Regions from separate parts of the Homo sapiens genome. Here regions 1, 3, 4, 5 and 6 are each linked to region 2. The links are chromatin contacts, found by Hi-C or POLR2A ChIA-PET in ENCODE. All regions are on one chromosome and are shown on one strand. Each heading gives the region's core, a stretch centred on a gene start or an enhancer-like site at or near the end of the contact. The rest is flanking DNA. Distances are from core to core; before and after follow the strand shown.

Evidence for each region. Hi-C counts contacts between places; a loop is a spot of excess contacts on that map. ChIA-PET counts read pairs that join two places held with the same protein, here RNA polymerase II (POLR2A). Pooled maps may share reads with other maps.
Region 1: a loop to region 2 is called in a map of CD8-positive, alpha-beta T cell, with 14 times the contacts of the local background. The contact joins the promoter of LINC02021 here to the promoter of MYLK-AS1 in region 2. A Hi-C loop is called at or near these places in 2 of 168 maps with a recorded cell type or tissue (CD8-positive, alpha-beta T cell and gastrocnemius medialis) and 7 of 50 pooled maps.
Region 3: a map of OCI-LY7 shows a loop between it and region 2 (34-fold over the local background). The contact joins the promoter of ATP2C1 here to the promoter of MYLK-AS1 in region 2. A Hi-C loop is called at or near these places in 3 of 168 maps with a recorded cell type or tissue (CD8-positive, alpha-beta T cell, OCI-LY7 and naive thymus-derived CD4-positive, alpha-beta T cell) and 6 of 50 pooled maps.
Region 4: a map of CD4-positive, alpha-beta T cell shows a loop between it and region 2 (12-fold over the local background). The contact joins the promoter of IFT122 here to the promoter of MYLK-AS1 in region 2. A Hi-C loop is called at or near these places in 1 of 168 maps with a recorded cell type or tissue (CD4-positive, alpha-beta T cell) and 7 of 50 pooled maps. POLR2A ChIA-PET finds 5 or more read pairs at or near these places in 1 of 52 experiments (activated CD4-positive, alpha-beta T cell).
Region 5: a map of CD4-positive, alpha-beta T cell shows a loop between it and region 2 (11-fold over the local background). The contact joins the promoter of NUDT16-DT here to the promoter of MYLK-AS1 in region 2. A Hi-C loop is called at or near these places in 2 of 168 maps with a recorded cell type or tissue (CD4-positive, alpha-beta T cell and naive thymus-derived CD4-positive, alpha-beta T cell) and 7 of 50 pooled maps.
Region 6: a loop to region 2 is called in a map of B cell, with 14 times the contacts of the local background. The contact joins the promoter of TMCC1 here to the promoter of MYLK-AS1 in region 2. A Hi-C loop is called at or near these places in 3 of 168 maps with a recorded cell type or tissue (B cell, CD8-positive, alpha-beta T cell and naive thymus-derived CD4-positive, alpha-beta T cell) and 6 of 50 pooled maps.

What each region holds. Positions count from the first base shown.
Region 1 is chr3:130,109,562-130,113,089 of GRCh38, reverse strand. LINC02021 (long intergenic non-protein coding RNA 2021) reads right to left here and starts at 1,383. Exons shown (of 3, transcript NR_146653.1): 1 at 1,278-1,383; 2 at 346-468. It also overlaps the pseudogene FAM86HP. RefSeq lists silencers at 683-852, 923-972 and enhancers at 1,973-2,022, 2,123-2,312.
Region 2 is chr3:123,583,467-123,586,891 of GRCh38, reverse strand. It overlaps MYLK-AS1 (MYLK antisense RNA 1), which reads right to left and starts at 1,379. Exons shown (of 4, transcript NR_121654.1): 1 at 1,339-1,379; 2 at 1,091-1,245. HACD2 (3-hydroxyacyl-CoA dehydratase 2) reads left to right here and starts at 1,839. Exons shown (of 7, transcript NM_198402.5): 1 at 1,839-2,019. The coding sequence starts at 1,865. RefSeq lists an enhancer at 1,355-1,654 and silencers at 1,715-2,324, 2,335-2,514.
Region 3 is chr3:130,892,552-130,895,718 of GRCh38, reverse strand. ATP2C1 (ATPase secretory pathway Ca2+ transporting 1) reads right to left here and starts at 1,635. Exons shown (of 28, transcript NM_001378687.1): 1 at 1,382-1,635; 2 at 944-1,129. The coding sequence starts at 949. It overlaps LOC107986023 (a long non-coding RNA gene), which reads left to right and starts at 1,798. Exons shown (of 3, transcript XR_001740492.2): 1 at 1,798-2,863. RefSeq lists a silencer at 1,381-1,770 and an enhancer at 1,861-2,080.
Region 4 is chr3:129,438,685-129,442,311 of GRCh38, reverse strand. IFT122 (intraflagellar transport 122) reads right to left here and starts at 2,088. Exons shown (of 30, transcript NM_052989.3): 1 at 1,941-2,088. The coding sequence starts at 1,981. MBD4 (methyl-CpG binding domain 4, DNA glycosylase) reads left to right here and starts at 2,364. Exons shown (of 8, transcript NM_001276270.2): 1 at 2,364-2,582. The coding sequence starts at 2,479. RefSeq lists enhancers at 1,085-1,134, 1,535-1,584, 1,615-1,664, 1,815-2,024, 2,225-2,364 and 1 more.
Region 5 is chr3:131,379,399-131,382,893 of GRCh38, reverse strand. It overlaps NUDT16-DT (NUDT16 divergent transcript), which reads left to right and starts at 1,419. Exons shown (of 4, transcript NR_038976.1): 1 at 1,419-1,561. It overlaps NUDT16 (nudix hydrolase 16), which reads right to left and starts at 1,120. Exons shown (of 3, transcript NM_152395.3): 1 at 952-1,120; 2 at 579-848. The coding sequence starts at 1,089. RefSeq lists enhancers at 112-680, 681-1,250, 1,542-1,811 and a silencer at 1,132-1,431.
Region 6 is chr3:129,891,753-129,894,963 of GRCh38, reverse strand. It overlaps TMCC1 (transmembrane and coiled-coil domain family 1), which reads left to right and starts at 1,253. Exons shown (of 7, transcript NM_001017395.5): 1 at 1,253-1,470. It overlaps TMCC1-DT (TMCC1 divergent transcript), which reads right to left and starts at 1,093. Exons shown (of 3, transcript NR_037893.1): 1 at 1,037-1,093. RefSeq lists a silencer at 996-1,725 and enhancers at 1,087-1,878, 1,879-2,671.

The DNA of each region.
Region 1 (3,528 bases), core at 134-2,633, 6.5 Mb before region 2:
CAGGGACAGTACTGAAATCTGAACTGTGTTGCTAACTGCCCTGCCTTTCAACTCAAGACACAATAACTTTGAACTAAAATAATTATATTTTTGTTGTTTTCCACTCTGTCCCCACGTCTATATCACCACAACCCCCAATCCCACCCCGCAGGAGCTAACTCCTCCTTCCTGTCCCCGCAAGATCAAAACTCCTCCTGCAAGCCCCGCTAGCTCTGTCTGCTCACCTTCGTGGCAGATATGCTATTGTACTTTTACACTCATTTGTGTGATAAATACTTCAATGTCCACTTCTTCCACGAGCCCCTGAGCCCCTGGAGGGCCTGGACAACACCGAGTTTTTCTCACCGTTACATCTCCGTTGTCAGGCACTTAATAAGTATTTGGTGAACGAATGGCTTGTTTGGTGACACTCCAAAGGCTGGGGGACAGAGGTAAAGCTCCCTCCTTTTGGGCCCCAGACGGGTGGCGCTGATGGAGAGAGGAGGCTAGGATAAGGCCTCCAGGACCGAAGCGCGCACCCGTAAGGCCCCTGCTAAAAAGACCTTCCTGAAGGCGGAGGAACTGCGAGTGCCTACGTTAGCCCAAGGCCTGACCTGACGATCCCAGGGACCCTCGCTCTAACTGGCCCCGCCTCCCGGGCCCCAAACCCGGACTCGGCCCCGCCCGAAGCTCCGGATCCTGGGGCCCGCCCCTGGCCCCGCGTCGGCAGACCGTGGGCTCGCTCCTGGACCTGCCTCAAACCCTCCGCAGGTAACGCCTCCCGAACTTGAGCCACATTCCGATCCCCTCCTCAAACCCCTCCCCGTTTCCCACACCCTGGACCCCTCGCTCCGTCTCGGCCCCGCCCCAAGCCCAGCTAGGTCTGGGCCCCTGAGCCCAGCCCCGACCGGCCTCCCAGTCCCTGGGTCCCTCCCGACACCGGCCCCTCCCTAAGCTCCGCCTCCCAGGGCCCGCCTCCTGAGCGCAGCCCGCAGCCTGGACTCCGCCCCGCCTCCCGGACCCTGGGCCCCTCCCCACGTGGGCCCGTCCTAAGCTCCGCCTCCCAGAGTCCGCGCACCGCCTGGCCATGTGCTAAGACATAGTCAACGCCCCGCCCCGGCCCCGCCTCCTGAGCCCTTCTCTGGGTCTGGCCTTAGCCCCGCCCTAGGACCTGTCTCCTGGGCTCTGCTCCGAGTCCCGCCTCCTGAACCCAATGGCGTTTATCCCCGCCCTAATGCCCGCCTCCAGGACTCTTATCCTGCCCTCACGCAAGGCACCGCCTCCAGGACGCCACCAACCTGGACGCTTCCGAAGCCCAGCTTCCAGGATCGCCCTATCCTGGCCCCGCCCCAGGACCCGCCAACCTGGAATCTACCCAGGACCTGCCCCAACGACGTTAATTCTGGCCCTACCCCAGGCCTCGCTCTCATGACGCTCATCCTGGCCCCACCCCAGGCCCCACCCTCCTAAGCTCATCTTGGCCCCGCCCTAGCGCCCGCCCCCAGGACGCTCCTCCTGACCCTACCCCTAGGCCCCGCCACCTCTCTGCCTCCGCGCACTACCCTGGGCCCGCCCCCTTTTCAGTCCAGGCCCGGCTTCCGCCCGGTCTCCTGGCAACGCTGCGGCCCCGCCCACGTCATGGCGCCTGAGGAGAACGCGGGTACCAAACTCTTGCTGCAGAGTTTCGAGCGCCGCTTCCTAGCGGCGCGCACACTGCGCTCCTTCCCCTGGCAGGTGGGCGGCGGGGCGAGCGGAGAGGCCTGCGGGGCTTGCGGAAGTCCAGGGGCAGACGGGATGGGTCTCCCTGCTGAAACCCCCGGCGCTCCTGCCACGTGAGTTCCTGGGCTCTCCCCGGTCAGGGCCACGAGACCCGGTCCCCGTCCCTGGGGCCTGGCCAGAGTCGCTCTCACCCCTCCTGCCCCGCGAGCTGGCGGCGGAAGCTGGGGGCGTCTCCACAGTCTTGGGGGGCAGACGCGCGCTCGGTGTGGGGTACAGTTCACGATCATTTTCATGACTTTTTAAAGGCAGTAATCGTTCTGGTCACTGGGACACAGCTGCCCTCGCCCATTCTAAAAAGTCAGCACCCTCAGGCCCGCGGGTAACCACCTCCTCCTGAGCACGGTGACCAGGTCAAAGGCTGTCCCTCGGGCCTCAGTGTTCTCATCTGTATGTCGAGCACTGCACAGAATCAGCTCATGCGCTGAGGCTTTCACTCCTGTGATGGAAGAGACAGAGAAGGGGGTGGCCTCTCCTCTCCCTGGGGACCTGCCATTCTCAGCACAGGCGCATGGCAGGCAGCAGCCTCCCTTCTGCCAGCAGAGGGGCTTAATGCACCCTGCTCCATTTGTAATTCATGTGCGGTGAGCTCACTGGGATGAGTCAGTTTGGATATATATTCCTCCCTGGGTCTGCCCCATTTTATGGGGTGTTGCTTAATCATTTGCGTTATTCCATTGACATGAAATATTTAGCACTCAGAGATCATTTCTGGTCAGGAGAAATTTGTGCATTTTTAACCCAAAATAGAAACCTTCATAAAAGCATCATAGGTCTCCATTCAGTATTGACTATAATTGTTCACATGCCCACGCTGAATGCTAACTTGGGCTCACCATCAACACCCACGAGGTGGGTACTATTATTATCACTCACATTTGACCAGAGGGATTGTTTGATTAGGGTGTAGTAGTTGAGAGTTCAGACCCAGGAGACAGCCTGCCTGCTTCAAATCCTGGCCCAACCCCTGGCCCTGTGTGACCTTGGGCAAGTGACTGCATCTCTCTGTGCTGTTGTTTTCTTATTAATAAAATGGTTGATATAATGATACCTACCTCTTAGGGTTGTTGTCAGCGTTGAGTACAAAAGCCTGTGGATCAGTGCCTGGCTCATGGCAAATGCATGTCGGTGTTAGCTAGTGTTTTTATTCAGTCTCAAAATGTTTAATAAATGCCTTCCGTGAGCCAAGCACCATGGATCAGCAGTACCCATGATAGATGAGGCTCTGCTTGCATGGGAGAGCTAGAGAATAAACAAATAAATGAATAAACAAGAAAAGACCAGATGAGAGTGGCTTTAAAGCCAAGAAAACAGGGGAATGGTGAATGGACCAACTGGGAAGAAGAGTCACTAAAGTCGGGGAATCAGGGAAGCCTTCCCCAAAGACGTGGCATTTGAACTGGGGCCTGAGTGGTGAAGCAGCCAGCCATGGGAAGGGTTTGGGGAACAGGATATGCAAAGGCCCTGTGGTGGAAACAAGCCAGCTGTGGTTGAGGAACAACAGCAATGCAGCCAGTGTGGCTGGAGTGGAGTGAGCAGTGTGGGCCAGGGGTGAGGGAGAACAGGCCAGAGAGAGGGATTAGGACCAGGTCTTGTAGGGCCTTTTATGGCATGGAAGGAGCTCTGAAGCAATGAAGTGCCTTGCTGTGTGTCACATACCAGCCGAGACAGTCTGCCTAACTCGGGAGCCAAAGCTTGCTGCTGGACTTGCCACTGTAAGAGGACAATGTAACCCAGGCTGGTATGGGCACATTCTGCATTTCCACTTAAACT
Region 2 (3,425 bases), core at 130-2,629:
AACTTCCTTTAAACTAGATTCTTACCTTTTTTATTATTTTAGGTTGACAACTCTCAAATTTATATCTCTAGCCCATTGGACTTCCTTCCCGAACCTCAGGGTCTAAATTTAATTGTCTATCCAGCCTCTCCACTTGGATGTTTAATAAGGATTTCAAATTCAACATATAAAAAACAAAATTCCCGACTTCCGCCTTAAAAATGGTTTCTTACAAGTTGCTCAAAACGCCTTTGACCTCACACTCCAAAACTAACATATCCACAAATCTTATAATTCTACTTCTAAAATACGCACAGAATTCATTGTTGTTTTCATCACCTCGATTTCCACCACTCTGGCCCACACCACTATCACCATGGCTGGATTATTGTAATAACTTCCTGATACCACTTTTCACCAACTAATACGAGCATTTTCGTCTGGTTCCCTCAGGGGTCCTTAAGCCCCAGGCTGCGGATAGAACCAATCCCTGGCCTGTTAGGAACCAGGAGGCACAGCAGGAGGTGAGCAGCAAGCAAGGGAGCATTACCTCCTGAGCTCCGCCTCCCTCAGATCAGCGGTGGCATCAGATTCTCATAGGAGCGGGGAACCTATTGTGAACTGCGCATTGGAGGGATCTAAGTTGTGTGCTCCTTATGAGAATCTAATGATAAATGTAATGCCTTTGAATCATCCTGAAACCATCATCCACCCCCCCACCACGAAACCGGTCCCTGTTGACCAAAAGGTTGGGGGCCGCTGCTCTATATAATCCCTGGGAGACTGACGACTTTGTCTCTTTCACTTAGTGCCATGAACTCCAGGGCAACTTTGTGGACGCTCCATAAACACTTGCTGGAATGAACCCATAAATATTTTATACTACCACATATACAGTAATACATTTAAGGAGCTGCTTGGGTGTGTAAAAAATTGCAGGGGACGTTTACAAATAAAGAACCTCCTGAAACAAAGCAATGAATGGAAAGTGGGATCAGCTGGTTGAAGCAATGCCCACAAGCTGCTCCAGCTTCCCAAAGCAGAGAGGTTTTCCACCTAAGCCAACATCCTTTTATTTTTAGTCACTATAGCTATAAATCTACTCCCTTACCCCGCACCTCACTCTCAGCCGACAGCCCAATGGGCTTATCCTCCTCTCGCCCTCACGATGAGCGAGTCCACGCGGTCTCAGGCTGGAAGATGCACTTGAACACCAGCCAAGCACTCACGGACGACACTGGATTCTAGGCCGCCTGGGCTTCTCCACTGTACTAGGAATGTAAAATCAAAAGTCAGAAAGAAAACTTCGGAGGTGGAATCTCCAACCCGGCAACGGGTTAGGAAGCAAAGCGCACCTACCAAAGGGCTGGTCCCTGCAGCCTCAAGGGCTGATGGGAAGTGAATCCACCGTCAACCGCCCTGATCCAAAATGGCAGGATACCGGAGCAATAGTGTTCAGGTGTGAAGATAGGGCAATTGAAGAAGGGAGAACGAAAGCATAATTGTTTTGATTCAACATGGAAGCAGTGATTATAGGAGGGCGAATAGCGAGGGACGACGCAACATCCAGCTGGCAGAAGCAGCGGGCCTGGAGAGGGTGGCTACATTGAACTAATCCAAGATGGCGCCGAGGTTGTAACCGGGAGCGCCCAAGAGGCGGGAATTACCCTGATCCAAGATGGCAGTGGCAACTGAGGCAAGCCGAAAGACGGGAGCGCCAGGAGCGTCTTTGCCCTCAGCCAAGATGGCGGCTGCCGTGGACCCTGTCCCGGCTCCGCCCCGCGGCCCTGGCCCCGCCTGCCCCTCGTCCCTTCCTCCGCCCCCTCTCCTCGCGTAGTCCGGCCCGAGCCGCTCGCGCTAGGAGAGCGGGCTTCGGGCACTTGACATGGCGGCAGTGGCGGCGACTGCAGCAGCGAAGGGGAATGGGGGCGGCGGTGGCAGGGCCGGGGCCGGGGACGCCAGCGGCACGCGGAAGAAGAAGGGCCCGGGGCCCCTGGCCACGGCGTACCTGGTCATCTACAATGTGGTGATGACAGCCGGGTGAGGCTGGGGCTCGGGGAGGCGGGGAGCCAGCGCGGCCGGGGAGGGAGCCCTGCGGCCAGCGGCGGGGCGGATAGGATCGGCGCGGCCCGCCGCAGGCAGTGCATTCCCGGCGGGGGGTGCCCGGGACCCGGTACCTGGGCGCTGAGGGCGGCCGAGCGCTGAATCGGCCCCGGTGGCTGCCCGCGAGCTCCCTCCTGCGCTGGGGGTCGAGCCAAGTTCCCAGGCACTGGGGCGCGGGGACGGCTGCCGGGCGCTGGCTCGCGAGGGCCGCGGGAGGAAAGGTGGGGCTGGCCACAGGTGCGGGGCCGGGGGCAGCGGCCGGACTACCTGCGGCGCGGAGCCCGTCCTGGGCGGCCAGATTCGGATGTTGAACGGCGCCAGCATGGGGAGTGGAGGAGCTGTGGCTGCAGAGTGACCATTCATTTGGGCGGCTGTTTTCAAAATCTGGGCTGCGCTTTAATCTGAAAGGTATTGGGAAAGCGTTCAAAGTTTTTGGCCAGCGACATGAGCAGAGCTAGGCTTTAGATGAGTTTAGACTTTTAGGATGGGTTGGGGTGGGGAAGAAACTGGGGAGTAGAAGGCAGAGTTACTGGAAAGGGGGAGAATGGACCCTCGAAACGGTTTTACCCATCTTCTGTCTCTTTCATTTCAGTGCATCCCTTATCCCGGCGGGTTTTTAGTTCAAGCTCTGCCACTAACTAGCTGTGTGACTTTGGATAAATCATCTTATTTCTCTAGCCTCCGTTTTTTCATTTGTAAAACTAAAGGGTTGGTCTGGGTGATGAAGGTTCCTTCAGCTCTGCAATTCTTTATCTTGTCATTTTGGTGAGGAGGATCACAGCATCAGACAGTTATATATTTTTAAGTTATCTTCATTTGTAATTTTTTAAGAAGTCCTAACATTTTATTATGAAAAATTTCAAACATACAGAAGAGTTGAAAGAATTGTATAGTGAACATCCATTTTTATTTAAAGTAGGTGATACATTGTTAGGGTTAAAAATGAAAAACATGAGGGAATACAGTGAAAATCTTTCCTCCCACCTTTCCCTTCTACCCAGCTCCCCTCCCTCGAGGCAGTTAATTTTGTGTATCCTTAAGATGCTGATGCAAGCAAATATGTTTATACATCCCCCTATCCCTTTTTAAAATAAGACAAATGCCAATATATTAATATTTTTACAGTTCAGCACCTTGCTTTTTTTTCACGAAGAAGAAAATATATCGTGGGAGGATCATATATGTATTGCTAGTATTAGAAATGGTAGGTGTTGGAACCTAGGCTCAGAGAAGTTGTGACTTGCATGAGATCATAGAACTTGTTAGTAGAAGTTCCAGATCTAGAAATCATTTCTCTTGACTCACAGGTCAATGAAGAACTAGTACAGATACAAGCTTTATAT
Region 3 (3,167 bases), core at 386-2,885, 7.3 Mb before region 2:
AAAACAAATTAGAAGCAGCCAGCAAGACTGCAGCTCCTTTATACCAGACACATATTTTTTAAAACAAATTATACCAGAGGAAAAAACTGTCATTTGTTAAGTATCTTTTATAGTATTTTGCAGCCCGGTTAAAGGCAGAAGAAAAAAAAATGATCACGCACAAGTCAGAAGTCAGTCCAAAGAATAAGTGTTGTTTCAGGAGGGGGAAAAAAAATCACTTATTCACAGTTGTTCAACAATTTTAAAAATAATCAGTGCTGTGTAGGAAAAGCATTAAATATTTTAACGAGGCCAAAGGGATCATGTAACATGTGAATGACGATCTAATGTGTCCAAAGTGTACAGTGAACAAACAGGTTCCGCTGTCAGCCTCCTAAATGATGTTTTGAAATAGGGTGGAACTTTAAGAAAAGCACTCATCTCATAACATTTCATTAAATTCACTGGGTTTTTTTTGTGAATTGAAAAATAATGAGTTTTTTCCCCAATGCTAGACATAATAAAACATGGCTTGCTTTCTTATAAATGAATCCTGCCACACACCACATCGAGGCTTGAAACGCCAATATACAGAGATGCAGCCCCATCCCCTTGTCCCCCATTTCCACTTCCCCTCGAGTAATTCCTTTCAAATAGCTATTTAAACATGCACAGACGCTATCTGAAATGAAAACTTCCCTCTCATTCCCTAAGCTGAAGAGAGCAGGAATTCCTCAAGAAAGCTGAATCAAGCTCAGTCACCCACAGAACCTCAATCTCTCAAATGCCCCATGTTACCAAAATAAAAGCTGGATACCCTAAGTAAGCAAATCCTTGGACACTTCACATACACAGTAAATAAATAAGCTCACGAAAATAAAAAGGTGGAAAAACAAAGACAACTTAAAAGCAAACCACCACACCCTCAACTCCGCGTTGCAACCGGTCGGCCAGGGGCCTTTACCTTCATTTTCCATCGAAACTGCACTCGGGTTGATGGCTACAAAGTCTTTAGTGTCAGCCACGGCCACACTGGGAATAGAGAGGAGAGGAGGAGGACAAGGAAGAGAAGCCCCCGGAATCCCAGGCTGTCACCCCCGCTCCCGGCCACGCGTCCCACGGCTGCTCCCACCACCCCTAGCAGCAGCATCTGCAAGAGAAACCAGGAGAAGCGGCGCTGACGAGAGGCTGAGGAAGGAGTTCCCCGCCCAGCCACTATCTCGGGAGCCCCCCTCCCCAAGATCCCGCACCCGCCCCGTCGTGTGCCCGCAACGTCCCCAGCTCACGCCAGCGGGGCGGCGCCCTAGAGATGCCCCCCCATCCAGGGGATACCCGAACCTCCCCTTCCTTCAGAACCTGGAAGTTTCTAGAAATGGGGGCAGGAGGTAATACTGGTACCCACCCAAAGCCCCGGACAGCCCTCCTCCAGGCTGCGGGGTCTCAGCCGCGGGGCTCGCGGGGGCGCCCCGCGCGCCTCGGGAGAAGAGGAGCTGCTCGCGGGGCAGCGGTGCGAGGCGGGAGCCTGCTCCCGGCGTGAGAAGAAGCGAGCGGGAGGGAGGAAGGGAGGGAGAGAGGGCGGGCGGGGAGGGGAGAGAAGAGGAGGTGAGGGGACCCGTCACGGTCCGCCGGGCCGGCTCCGCGAGGCCGTGCTGGTCTGCTCCCGCCTCCGACTCCTGCGCTCCGCCCCTCCCCGCCGCCGGCCGCCCAGTCGCGCCCCGCACTCCTGGGCCAGCCGCGAACCCAGCTTTGTCACTATTACTTCCGCTGAGAGAGGTGCGCGCAGGCGCATTCGTGTTCACGGGCTGGGAAGGCGGAAGTGAAGTGAAGGCCGAGACTTCGGCCCGGAATGGACAATGTTTGGGTTTGGATCCGTCCGGTAGGAGGTCGCTCGGGGTTGGTGGCCCGCCTTGTTCTTGCTGGCGCCTCCCTTACCCCAGGGACGGTGTCCGCCCGTTTATATGCACCCCCTGAACGCGAGGGTCGGAGATTCGCCCACGCCCCGTGTCGGCCACGCATTCCCGTGGGGCGGCCGCGGGGTCGGCCCAAGCTGAGAGTCATGGCCGCTGTCCCCGAGGCGTTTAAGCGCTCTCTACAAAGTCTGTAGGGGAAGCTGCTCCCGTCGGGGTGGCAGTCACAATCTCAGCAGGCAACGTTGAGGCCCACGGAAGGAAGGGGCGAGGTGTCCATGCTCCTGCCAGGGACTGGAGCACCGTGAGCAGCCTCCCGAGTCTCGCACTCTCACTTGCAAAACCCTGCACTGACTGCTTGGTTCTTGGGGGAGCCGGTAATCGCGGGGCGACTTCCCAAAATTCTTTAAGGGGTGTGCTTAGTTACCATGTGTAATGAGAGAGCAAGGTTCAGCCTCAGAGAGCTCCAGGGAGAGCTAATCTTTTTCATTCGTTTGTGGTATATGGAACTGGGGAGAGGCTGGAACAGCAATTAGAAACCAGTCGTACAGCTGTCGAAGCCAATGAACGAGCACTTCTTTTAGCAGCTGTACCTTTGTCCAGTGTCAATGCCTTTTCACACGTAAACATTTCACTTGCTCGGCATCTTACCCAGACCCCTAATAAGTGCTTTTTAATGAACGATTGGTTTTAATAAACCGTGGTGAGCCAGACATATAATGTTGAACAGAAGTCCTCTCACACCCATAACCACTAGAGGGCAGGGCTTCACCTACTGAGTTGGTGATCATCCTACAGAGAACTCAAAAGAAAATTTCCGTATATGCTAGATGTGTTTTTCTCCATCAACACTTAGACACTTTACAAATTTGCTTTTTATCTCAGGTCCTGTAACATATCGCAGTGTGCTCTCTAACCACACGTTCAACATCAGAATTAACGGACGGGGTTGCCTGTGTTTCTATATTTGTTCCCAAGTAAGTGGTACTAGACTAGGATTGAAAATTCTGGACAGCTTTCTAGATTTACCTTTCTTTTAAGAAATATTGAACTTTTATTCAGCGAGGTCACTTTTAAAGATGAACCCATAAAAATCACTATCAAGTAGATTTCTAGTCTTAACGAGTTAACTATGATCCACCTCTGGCATGCATGGTCAGTGATTTTTGTCTGCACAATGACGGAGCCAAATTAACGGACGGGGTTGCCTGTGCTTCTATATTTGTTCCCAAGTAAGTGGTACTAGACTAGGATCGAAAATTCTGGACGGTTTTTAGATTT
Region 4 (3,627 bases), core at 839-3,338, 5.9 Mb before region 2:
AAACGAGTAAGACATAGCCATTGCCTTTAACGGGTTTATTAGACTTCTGAATTAAACAGATTTAAAAAATTAACTCTTATGCTCAACAGACTCTGGAAGTACCACAAGAGAGAAATGAACAAAATTCTGTGCCAGGGGTTGAAAACAGAGCAAATCAGGCTGCATTCGGCCAGCAAATGTTTTATTTGGCCCACACGGTGTTTTGTTTTTTTTTCAGAGTGGATGCTAACATTTAAAAATTAGGCCATTTCACATAAAAACCCAGATTCCTAGCTTCTGGTAAAAACAGGAAGAGCTGAGCACACTAGGCCAAATTCCTGCATGGTGGTAATTGGCAGGAGCTGAGCAGCAGCTGCCCCTTTTAGGCCGAGCATGAGCTCTGCAGTTTGCCACACTCTATTACTCTGACATTGAAGCCAAATGTTCAGTTGCCAGCTATCATCAGCTTGTGCTATAGGTACGTTTATAATAAAGTTAAAAGTAAAATGATTTTTTAAAACTCAAATCTCTATTAAAAGTACAAATGAAAGATTCACTGATACGGCTGTGTTTCAAGAAAAATGGGGTACAGAATACAAGACTATTCCTAGGGAAAACATACAATTCCTAGTGTTGAAGATGCAAATAAACATCTCCCATTTATGTTACCTGCCTGTCTCCTGCAGACATTTGAGTTTGCCACGTCTGTAACATAAGGAAAAATTAATGTAGTGGCTGAGAGCGTTGACGTTGGAGTGAGGAAGACCTGAGCTTGAAAGCTGGTTCCACCCCTCACTGTGTGACGCTGGCAAATTATCCACCCTCTCTGGGCTTCAGTTTCCTCATACATAAAATAGAGGAAATTATAGTACCTACCTTAGAGAGTGGTGAAGACACAACGAGATAAAGGATATGAAGTGCTTAGCCAGCACCTGGCACATAGTGTCAGCTACCACTAGTGCCGAACACAAAAGAGAGGACCCGTCTCCAACGTGAGCCTTGAAGGATGTTCAGGATTTCCGTGTGAGATGAGGAGAGACGGCATGCTTTACACAGAGAAAGATCTCAGAAGGGACAGAACCAAAGACAAGTAACCTGCTCCAGTGGCCAGAACAGAGGCTTCACAACAATGCTGAATGATTTTCAAAGTCAGGCCAAGACCTATCCCATAAGTAAGAATATGACAAAACAGACTGCTATGTTATAGATTTAGGCGATAACAATGGAATAGGACATTAAATAACTGAATCAAAAGGTGACAAAGTCATTCCCCTTCAGTTCTTTTTCAGACTTCCCAATTAGGAGAGCTTGTGTTTGGTGCTCATTTTGAGCACCTTTCTGATCATACCTGCCCATCTCCAGTTTTAGAGAAACGAGATCTCAGGTTTAAAGGCTCCCTAGCAACAATAGCTAGCTACAGCTTGTTCAGTTTTGTTTCTCCCTACTTTAAGTTTTACTTTTACACTTAGAGCAAGCGACGCTGATTTTATCTTAACATTTAGAGCAAGTGACACTGGTTTTCATAAATGGAGTAATAAAGTTTCCTTGTAAAATGTGAAATCATAATTAAAATAAATGAGACAATTTAGAGAAAAACGTCAAGAAAACAAGAGTATGGGTACTATGTGGATGTGGCAAGAACTGTGAAGCTTGAGCAGCTTCGTGCTGTCTCGTGGGTGTGAGATGAATCCAAGGCAGCGACAGGGCCAGACCGTGAGGGAAGAGCCGCCTCCACCCGCCACCACCTCAGGCGCGGCACCTCCCTTTGCCGCTCTCCAACCCTCGGGAGTTTCTCCAACCGCCAAGGGGCGGGAGGGCGACCCTGCAGTCTCCCAGGCCGGGGTTCAGTGCCCTCGGCCCAGGCAGCAAGCCCGCTGCCCCCCTCAAACACGCTGCAGCGGCTCGCGCACTCCCCGCGAGGACTCGACCTCCTGCTCTTCGCGAACCGCCCCGCTCCTCACCAGTGCTCGGCTTTATCTCTCCACGTCAACACGGCCCTCATCACGGCTTCCCTTACGGCTCGGGCTCCTCCTACCCGCCTCAGCGTCTGTCTCAGCAACCGCCTCACTAACGGTCGCCACTCCACAAGCCACTTTGGCTACCTGCGTTACCCCTGGCAACGTACATGCGCGGTAAGCTGAGTGCGAGGGCGCCTTGCTCCGAGCGCGCATGTCCGAAAGGGAAAGCCAGAAAAGCAGCAAAAGCAATGGTGGCACTGGAGCCCCTAAGGCGCCAGCGCAACCAGAGCGCGAGCGATTGGTCGGGGCGTGTGGGGGCGGTGCGTCTTCCTCGAGAATGGATTTGATTGGTGGAGCGTGGAAATGGCGGCTGTAGCCGAGGGGGCGGCCGGAAAGCAGCGGCGGCGTCTGGGGCGCTTTCGCAACATTCAGACCTCGGTTGCAGCCCGGTGCCGTGAGCTGAAGAGGTTTCACATCTTACTCCGCCCCACACCCTGGGCGTTGCGGCGCTGGGCTCGTTGCTGCAGCCGGACCCTGCTCGATGGGCACGACTGGGCTGGAGAGTCTGAGTCTGGGGGACCGCGGAGCTGCCCCCACCGTCACCTCTAGTGAGCGCCTAGTCCCAGACCCGCCGAATGACCTCCGGTAAGTTACTGTCCCCTTTTGGGCCTCAGTTTCACCACCTGTAAAATGGTATCGGGAGAGTGGACAGTGTGTGGGCCTTTCTAACCTTTGACAGAGGGTCGGCAGAAACCTCGAAGCCCACGGGTTTAGTTACTAGGGTCTGGAGCCCAGGTGCTCTTCCTGTGCGATCAGCCCTGGGGTGCGCTCGACTTCCTCATCTAAGATGACTAGGGAGACTGGGGGGGAGCCGGGAGGTTTTGTGAAAGAGGTCCCCTTGGGGTTGGAGGATCCTAGGAAGTCATTAGACTACGTGTGTGATAGGAGGTTAAGATTTACCTACTTTTTTCAAAATTTAATACTAAGAACTACTTTGAAAGAGGCATCACCTTCTTTTTACAGAGTCTTTTACCGAGACTTTGAGATGTTAAGTAACTTGCTGCTAAACTTACAGCTGGTAGAGCTGGAATTTGAGCCCCAGTCTCTTAAGAGTTTGTGCTGATTCCACCAGGCTTCAGTATTTTTATCTCTAAAATTGTAAACAATATCATTTCATAAGATCCATCCAGCTCCTCAAAATTATTTTACCCCAAATTACATCAGAAAACCTTGATTCTAATTCTAGTTCTTGCAGTTTCCCTATTTGTAGAAAAGAACTTGGGTTAAATGATCTCTCTAGACCCATCCACCTTTTACAATCTGTGGTTTAGTGATTAGGATACACTTTACTGAAATTTTTTTTTTAATTTTAAAAGTATGTTTTCATCATAGAAGACACATTGGAACTTTAATGAAGTTTTAGTTTAGTGGGTTTTTTTTTGAGATGAGGTCTCGCTCTGTCACCCAGGCTGGAGTGCAGTGGCACAATCATAGCTCCCTGAAGCCTTGACCTGCCGGACTTAAGCAGTCCTCCTACCCCGGCCTCCTTAGTAGCTGGGACCACAGGTATGCTCCACCACGCCCGGTTGCTTGTTTTTTTTTGTTTTTTTGGGTTTTTTTTTTCATTTTTTGCAAAGACGAGGATCTCACTGTGCTCTCCAGGCTGGTCTCAAACTCTTGGGATCAGGTG
Region 5 (3,495 bases), core at 170-2,669, 7.8 Mb before region 2:
GTGGTTGTCAAAATGTGGTCCTCAGATTATTTGCATCAGCATTATTTGGGAACTTTTGAAAACTACAAATTCTCAGGTTTCCTCTCCCCCCGCCCCACCACCAATGCAGGAATGCTGAGAGAAATCGCTATTTTAATAAGACGCCCCGATGATTCTGCTACCTGCCAAATTTTGAGAACCACCTTCATACATAATCTATCTACTAGCCCTGCCTGAAATATCAGGGCCACATCTCCTACACAAGAAAAGCAAACCCCAAGAATAAAACCTAGGTTGCCACACCTAGATAATGTGATAATCTATCACACTGTCAATAGGGAACAGCAGAGAGACATGGATGAGTGTGTTCTAGAAAGGATCTCTCCTGGTAAAGGGTGGGAAAGACCTTTACAGAAAGCCCAGGTTGGCAGTACTAATTCAGAGTATAGATGATCACGATCCCAACTCCACCAAGAAAGCTGGGGAGAGGGCAAGGTCAGAGGGGCAAAGACTTTTCTCCAGGGATGCTTTCTTGGGGGAGAGAAAGCTTTGGGAGAAGAGGAAATTGGGAAAGGGACAGAGTCCCAGGCTGGTCCCACCTCCAGCCCGTGGTCCTTGGCGCGTGTTGCGCCGGCCTCCACAGCCAACAGCTCCTCGAGCGTCAGACGCTTGGCATAGAAGTGGGCCACAACGCGTGGCCCTGACCCGACGTGGGAGCTGCGGTAGTCAGTGCGCTCCACGCGGAAAGCGGCAGCCGCTTCGCCCAGCTCCTCGCGCAGCTCGCGGTTCAGCCCGTCCTCTAGGCTTCTGTCCTGCGTGTCCACGAATCCGCCGGGGAAGCCCAGGCGTCCATCGAAGCGCATCTGCATCTGCGGGAGGGGGAAGCGGGGATTGGCAGGGGCGCCCCAGAGGAGACCACCAGAGAGGGTGCGGGGCTCAGGCAGAAAGTGGCCGGGCGCGCCCCCTTCTCACCAGTATGGCGTAGCGCAGCGGGATGCGGCCGAAGAGCATCCCAGGGTCCGGCGCGTAGAGGAGAGCGTGGCACGCATGACGCCAGCCCGACCCCAGCGCCAGGGCCTCGCCTAGCTCCAGCCTGCGGGCTCCGGCCATGGCCGGACACTGCTCCTCTGCTGTCCCGAAGGCCCAATGGGCAGAGGGGCGGGTCTCACCTCGGACCAATCCGAGCCTGGGCGGTGCTGCAAGGCCCAATCCCTGCAGGGATAAGGGGAGGAACCTAGGCGCCTGGGGGCGGGGCGCCGCGACCGGTGCGGGAGGCAGCTAATCAGGGCGGGGCTTGCAGACCGGGTTGAAGTCCAGGGCCCAGGAACCCTAGGGTAACCGAAAGCAGCCTCTGGGTTGGGCCTGCGGTGGGGCGGGGCTAGAGGTGTGGCCGCGCCCTAAACCTGGCGCAAGGCCGGTACCTAAAGGCTCCTGGGAGCCAAAAGAGCAAGTCAGGGAACTAGCTTTGGTTGGGTTCGGTGGTACACAAAGCACAAGGCCTGGGTTGGGGTTAGGAGGAAATGAGACTTGCGGCGGGTCGGGGCTGAAGATGTGGCAGCGCCCTGAACCTGGAGAAAGGCTGGTACGTAAACGCCTGCGTCGCAATCTGGAGTCAGCTGGAGTGTCCCGGCAGGTGAGGAAGAGCTGGGGCGCTCAGTTGAGTGCTGGGAGCCAAAGAAGTAATAACTACCTTTGGTTGGGTGTGGTGGTACACAAAGCACAAGGCCTGGGTGGGGGTTAGGAGGAAATGAGGCAGGGTTGGCCTCAGACACCAAGGCCTATCCTAGGGAAATGGAGATGGACAGGCGCCATGGTCTGACAACTATCTTGAGTGGTGAAATTGAGGGGACTTGGTGACTGAGTGAATGGGGAAGAGGGAGCGCTGGGCTAGTGGTGGTTCCGAGTTTCCTGGATGTGGTGTCATTTTCTGAGAGGGGGAGAGTAGGAGAAGGGTGAGCAGTGATAAGTGTAGTTCTAAGGAATTGGGGTGGCCATAGGCAGTGGGCAGCTGATCGTGGGGGTCTGACGCACAGGGAGTGGCACATAGAGAAGTCACAGGGCAGTGAGATTTTCAGGGGAAGGGTGGGGGTGGAAGGAGCTGTGAGTGAAATCCTGTGGCACAGGACTGGGAGTGAGGAGGGGTGAGAGATAGAAGAAGCCTCCTAGGCTTTCTAGTCTTTCCCTCAAACCCCCTCAGACCTCTGAGCTATGAAGGAGGGTGGGTTACCCTACCACAAGGGCAGAGGCCTACTCAGGGCCTGATGCTGAGATGCAGGATCCCTCACTCCAGGCCAGGCCTTCCCCACCCTGCAGAGCGCCCCTACACCAGGTGTCGATATTGATTATGCAATAGAAAGCAGGAGGCAGCTCCTTGAGGGGGGCTGGGCATAAACTCACAGCCTGTAAGTGACGGCATATGGTGGGAAAGAGTCCGGACCCACCCAGAAACAGGTTTGTGACCTTAACAAGTCACTTAACTCTCTCAGATCCCAGCAGCTCATCTGTTAAGTGGAGATGATACCAACCTATTAGGGATGTTGAGATATGTTAGGCACTTAGAACAGTGCCAGGCAGAAAGTAAATGTAGCCATTCTTGGAGTTGAGGGTTGGGGCACAGTGCTATGTCTTACGTTGAGGAGCCAGGGCTGGGCACATACCTATAATCCCAGCACTGTGAGAGGCGAGGTGAGAGGATCATTCAAGGTCATGAATTTGAGACCAGTCTGGGCAACATAGCGAGACCCCGTCTCTACAAAAAATAATAATAATAAATAAAGACCCAAGTGTTGGAACTGAGCTGCACTCATCACGCTCCAGTGTTTGAAGGAGGGATGAGCTGTATGACATCATCTTTCCTAGCTTAGTCTTCTGCGTTGTGGGGCAGGGATATTATCTAATAACATGAAGCAACTGCATTAAAGTGATGAGTCTGTAGGTGTGATACAATTGTCACTGGCCTGCTAGAGTTCCAGGGGGTTTGGAAATAGCCCTGCTTTAACATTAGAGTCACCTCGCAAAAAGCTTCTAAAAATTTTTAAAAGCTGCCACTTTTTCCTACCACAGACCAGTTGAATCAGAATGTATGGGGTCCTACAGGGACATATGCGGTTTTTAAAATATGTTTTAGGTAACTAATAACCAGGGTGGAGAACCGGGGCCTTCCCCCTTCCACTAGCATTCCAAAGGCGACTTGGTTTTTCTCCTAGATAGGCTACCTTTAATGATTTAGGATCAAACATGCCCTTTCCAGATCTTCAAGCTGTTCTTTCTTTCCTGGTTACTTGAGACTTTAAAGATGGACTTTTCAAGATGACTTCAAAGATTTCAAAGGCAACATGAAAAACTGTAAAACCAAGGCAACAGCTGTACGAGTTTTCATGATTTTGGAGACCAGAGCTTTTTCTAGATGAATATGATGAATATGGAAGTCCTTTAGAGCCCCCAACCTTGCCATCCCTTTCAAATCCTTCTCTGCCTCTGCCCCACCCCCACCAACCATCCCCCATTCCACTATCC
Region 6 (3,211 bases), core at 4-2,503, 6.3 Mb before region 2:
TTTCCCCTGCAACCCTGCTGAAAAAAACCTGAATAGCTTCTACCAAGCACTCAGATTAAAGTCCCAAATCCGGCCGGGTGTGGTGGCTCATGCCTGCAATCCCAGCACTTTGGGAGGCCGAGGCGGGCAGATCACAAGGTCAGGAGTTCCAGACCAGCCTGGCCAAGATGGCGAAACCCCATCTCTACTAAAAATACAAAAATTAGCCAGGTGCGCTGGCGTGCGCTGGTAGTCCAGCTACTCCGGAGGCTGAGACAGGAGAATCGCTTGAACCCAGGAGGCGGAGGTTGCAGTGAGCTGAGATCGAGCCATTGCACTCCAGCCTGGGTGACCTGGGTGACAGAGTGAGACTCTGTCTCAATAAATAAATAAATAAATAGGTCCCCAATCCTCACCTGTTCTCGCCTACCTCTTCCCACACTCGCAGTCTACTCCACATTCAATATTCTTTAGCGCTCCCCATTCTGGCCATGCCAAGACCTCACCCCTTGGAGCAACTAACTCCTCCCAACTCAATTCCTCAGATTCTACCCTCTTCATCCTCAACTAAATCAATTCCCCCATAAAGATTCTCTTAGTACCATATACCTCTCAGAAGATTTTTACTAATTGAAAACTTAATTTTGTCTGATTCTCCCATGAATGTTTTCCTTCTCCACCAGATCTCAAACTTCATGAGACCAGGGACTCCGTTGACCCCATATGGTACTCCCAGCTCCTTGAACACGGAAGAAGCCTCATTACATAAGTAATAAAAATAAAATAAATTAGGAAAATGGGAATTATAAAGGGATGGGCTGGTGGCTGCTTACAATCCCTTCAGTGGTAATACCTGGTGCAAAGTAATGAGTCTCTGCCCTTTTCCAAGCAGCCTGCTAGGTGGAATGAAGGAAGGCCTTGCGACTCAAATAGGGAGAACAAACGTGTGATCCAGAGCGGCGGGCAGAAATCCGACGAAACCCCATATTACTCAGGGGCGTTGCTCCTAGGGCGAGGGTGGCTCGGTTCCTAGAGCTTTTTGAGAGGAGGAGCTTACCTGGAGCAACTCAGCACTACCTGCAGCGGCGCAGCTCAACCAGCCCAGAGACCGCGTGGGAAGGCGGGCTAGGGGAGGGGCCACGCCTTCCAGGGCCCATCCCCGCCCCTGCGGCGTGCGCGCGCCCGTCCGCCCGCTCCCTTGCGCGTGCGCCGCCGGCCGGGGGCGGAGGTTGTGGGCGGTGGCGGCTGTGGCGGGGGCGCGCGCGCGCTCGCTCTCTCGCGCCGGTTCGCCCTCCCGCGCCGGGGCTGAGGCGGCGGCGGCGGTGGCGGTGACTGAGGCGGCGGCGGCTGAGGCGGCGCGGGGGGAGGGTCGGGAGGGGGGGGTGGTTGTGGGGGATGGACCGGGTGCGGCGGCCGCAGTGGAAGGAGCAGGCGCTTGAGCTCGAGCGACGGCGCTGGCGGAGACGCCGGCTGCTCCTCCCCTCCCCGCCGGTGAGTGAGCGCCCCCGCCCCGGACGCTGGCGGCGGTCGCGGCCCCCTCACGGCCCTCCGCGGTGGGTGGGGACAGTCGTGAGGGAGCGTGGCCTGGCGGCGCAGCGGACGCGGGCCTGGCCTCCCGCTCGCGGCCTGTCGGGGCTGGGACCTGCCGTCGCCCCCGTTCGAGGTTGAAGCCCCGGGCCTAGGACTCGACCCCCAGCATCCCACGGGGCCTCTTTCCTTTCCCGGCTCATTCCGCTGTCATTTTGACCTGGGGTTCCCCTCCAGCCCCTCGCCTCGTTCCCTTCCCAGCATCCCAGGGCCGAGGTGAGGGAGGGGCGTGTGAGAAGTCGGGCCGAGGCCCGAGGGACTGTTTAGGAGCCGGTTCCCGTCGGAATCTGGGGTTTTAGGAGCCCTCGATCGCCATGGCGTCCCAGAAGTTAGCCACCAGGACTCAGCCATTTCCACCTGAAACCAGTTTTGCACCTATTGTTTTGATTTTGAACTGTCTTTCGAGGGGAGGAGGGAGCCCGGCGTACTGGGGAGAATATGTAGTGGGAGGTGGGATGTGAGGAGGAGCTGGCTGGGCTTGGTCTCGGCCTCAGGATGCCCCCTGTTAACCCCTGTAGGATAGGGGAAAGAGGTGCAGCGAGTTGCACCTTCCCTAAAGGGCCAGAGATTCGTTTATAGCTTGCGAATCTCTGCTTTTTCAGCCTCGGTAAAGGGGTATCATTTGTGGTTGGTTTGGTTCGTCCCTTAACAACATTCTTGGTGAGGAATCCCCAGGTGAATCTGCCACGGAGTGAAGCAGCCCACTTGAGCTGTTGGCTACCCCCGGCCCCCGCAACGCCCGTTGGCTTTTGTGACACGTTACACGTTAGTGTTGGTAGAGCCTAGCCGTCAGAGGTACCTGTACCATAAGCATCTCTACGAAAGGTGTGAATTCCTAAATTAGCTTATTCTGTTCTTAAAAAAAAAAAATCCAGGGCATAAATATCAGATAGCTGCTTTAAAATAAAACAAAACTTTGATTTGTTCCAGGAGGTAGATACATTTTTTTCTCTGTATATTAGGAGATTGAAACTCAAATTGTGAGTAGGTGGTAGTTTTACTAGTGTCATGTGACAAAACGATGCTTATAGATGGGATTTTAACTTAATAACCCTGTCCTCTACCAACAGAGTTGGCTTGTATTTTTTTGCAATCACCCACTCTCTGGCTAGTGTAGAAAGATTAAAAAGCTGCTTCTGGTCTGTGGGTGGTAACCTTTTAATTTCTGAAGAGTTTTGAGCTGCTTATAGATTGCTGATCAGCAGCATAGGAAAATTTTAGACGTTAAAAATTCATTAGCATGTGATGTAGAACTGTTATAATTATGAGCATTGATTAAGATTTGGTATGGTGTAGGTGCTGTGTACTGTGTATAAGAATGAGATTTCTCAGAGCATTTGCATCTTAAGATAAACAGAAGCACAGACCGCTGACAGTGTTGGGACACCTTGCAGAAGGACTCTTTTATGAGCACAAAAGACCTGTAGTCTACAATTTGATGAAGAACCCCAGTGCCCTAGACTAGTTGGTGACCAACCACCATTACTTTAAACTGGGCCTTCTTGATAGTAGAATATTTCCCCTTTTCTGCAAGACTGCTTATGCCTCTCATAAATGTGCAGAACATATAATGGCTCAGGGCTTAGGTTTAAGCTCCTCAGAGTGGCATTTATGGATCATTCATTAATTCATCAAATGTTTATTG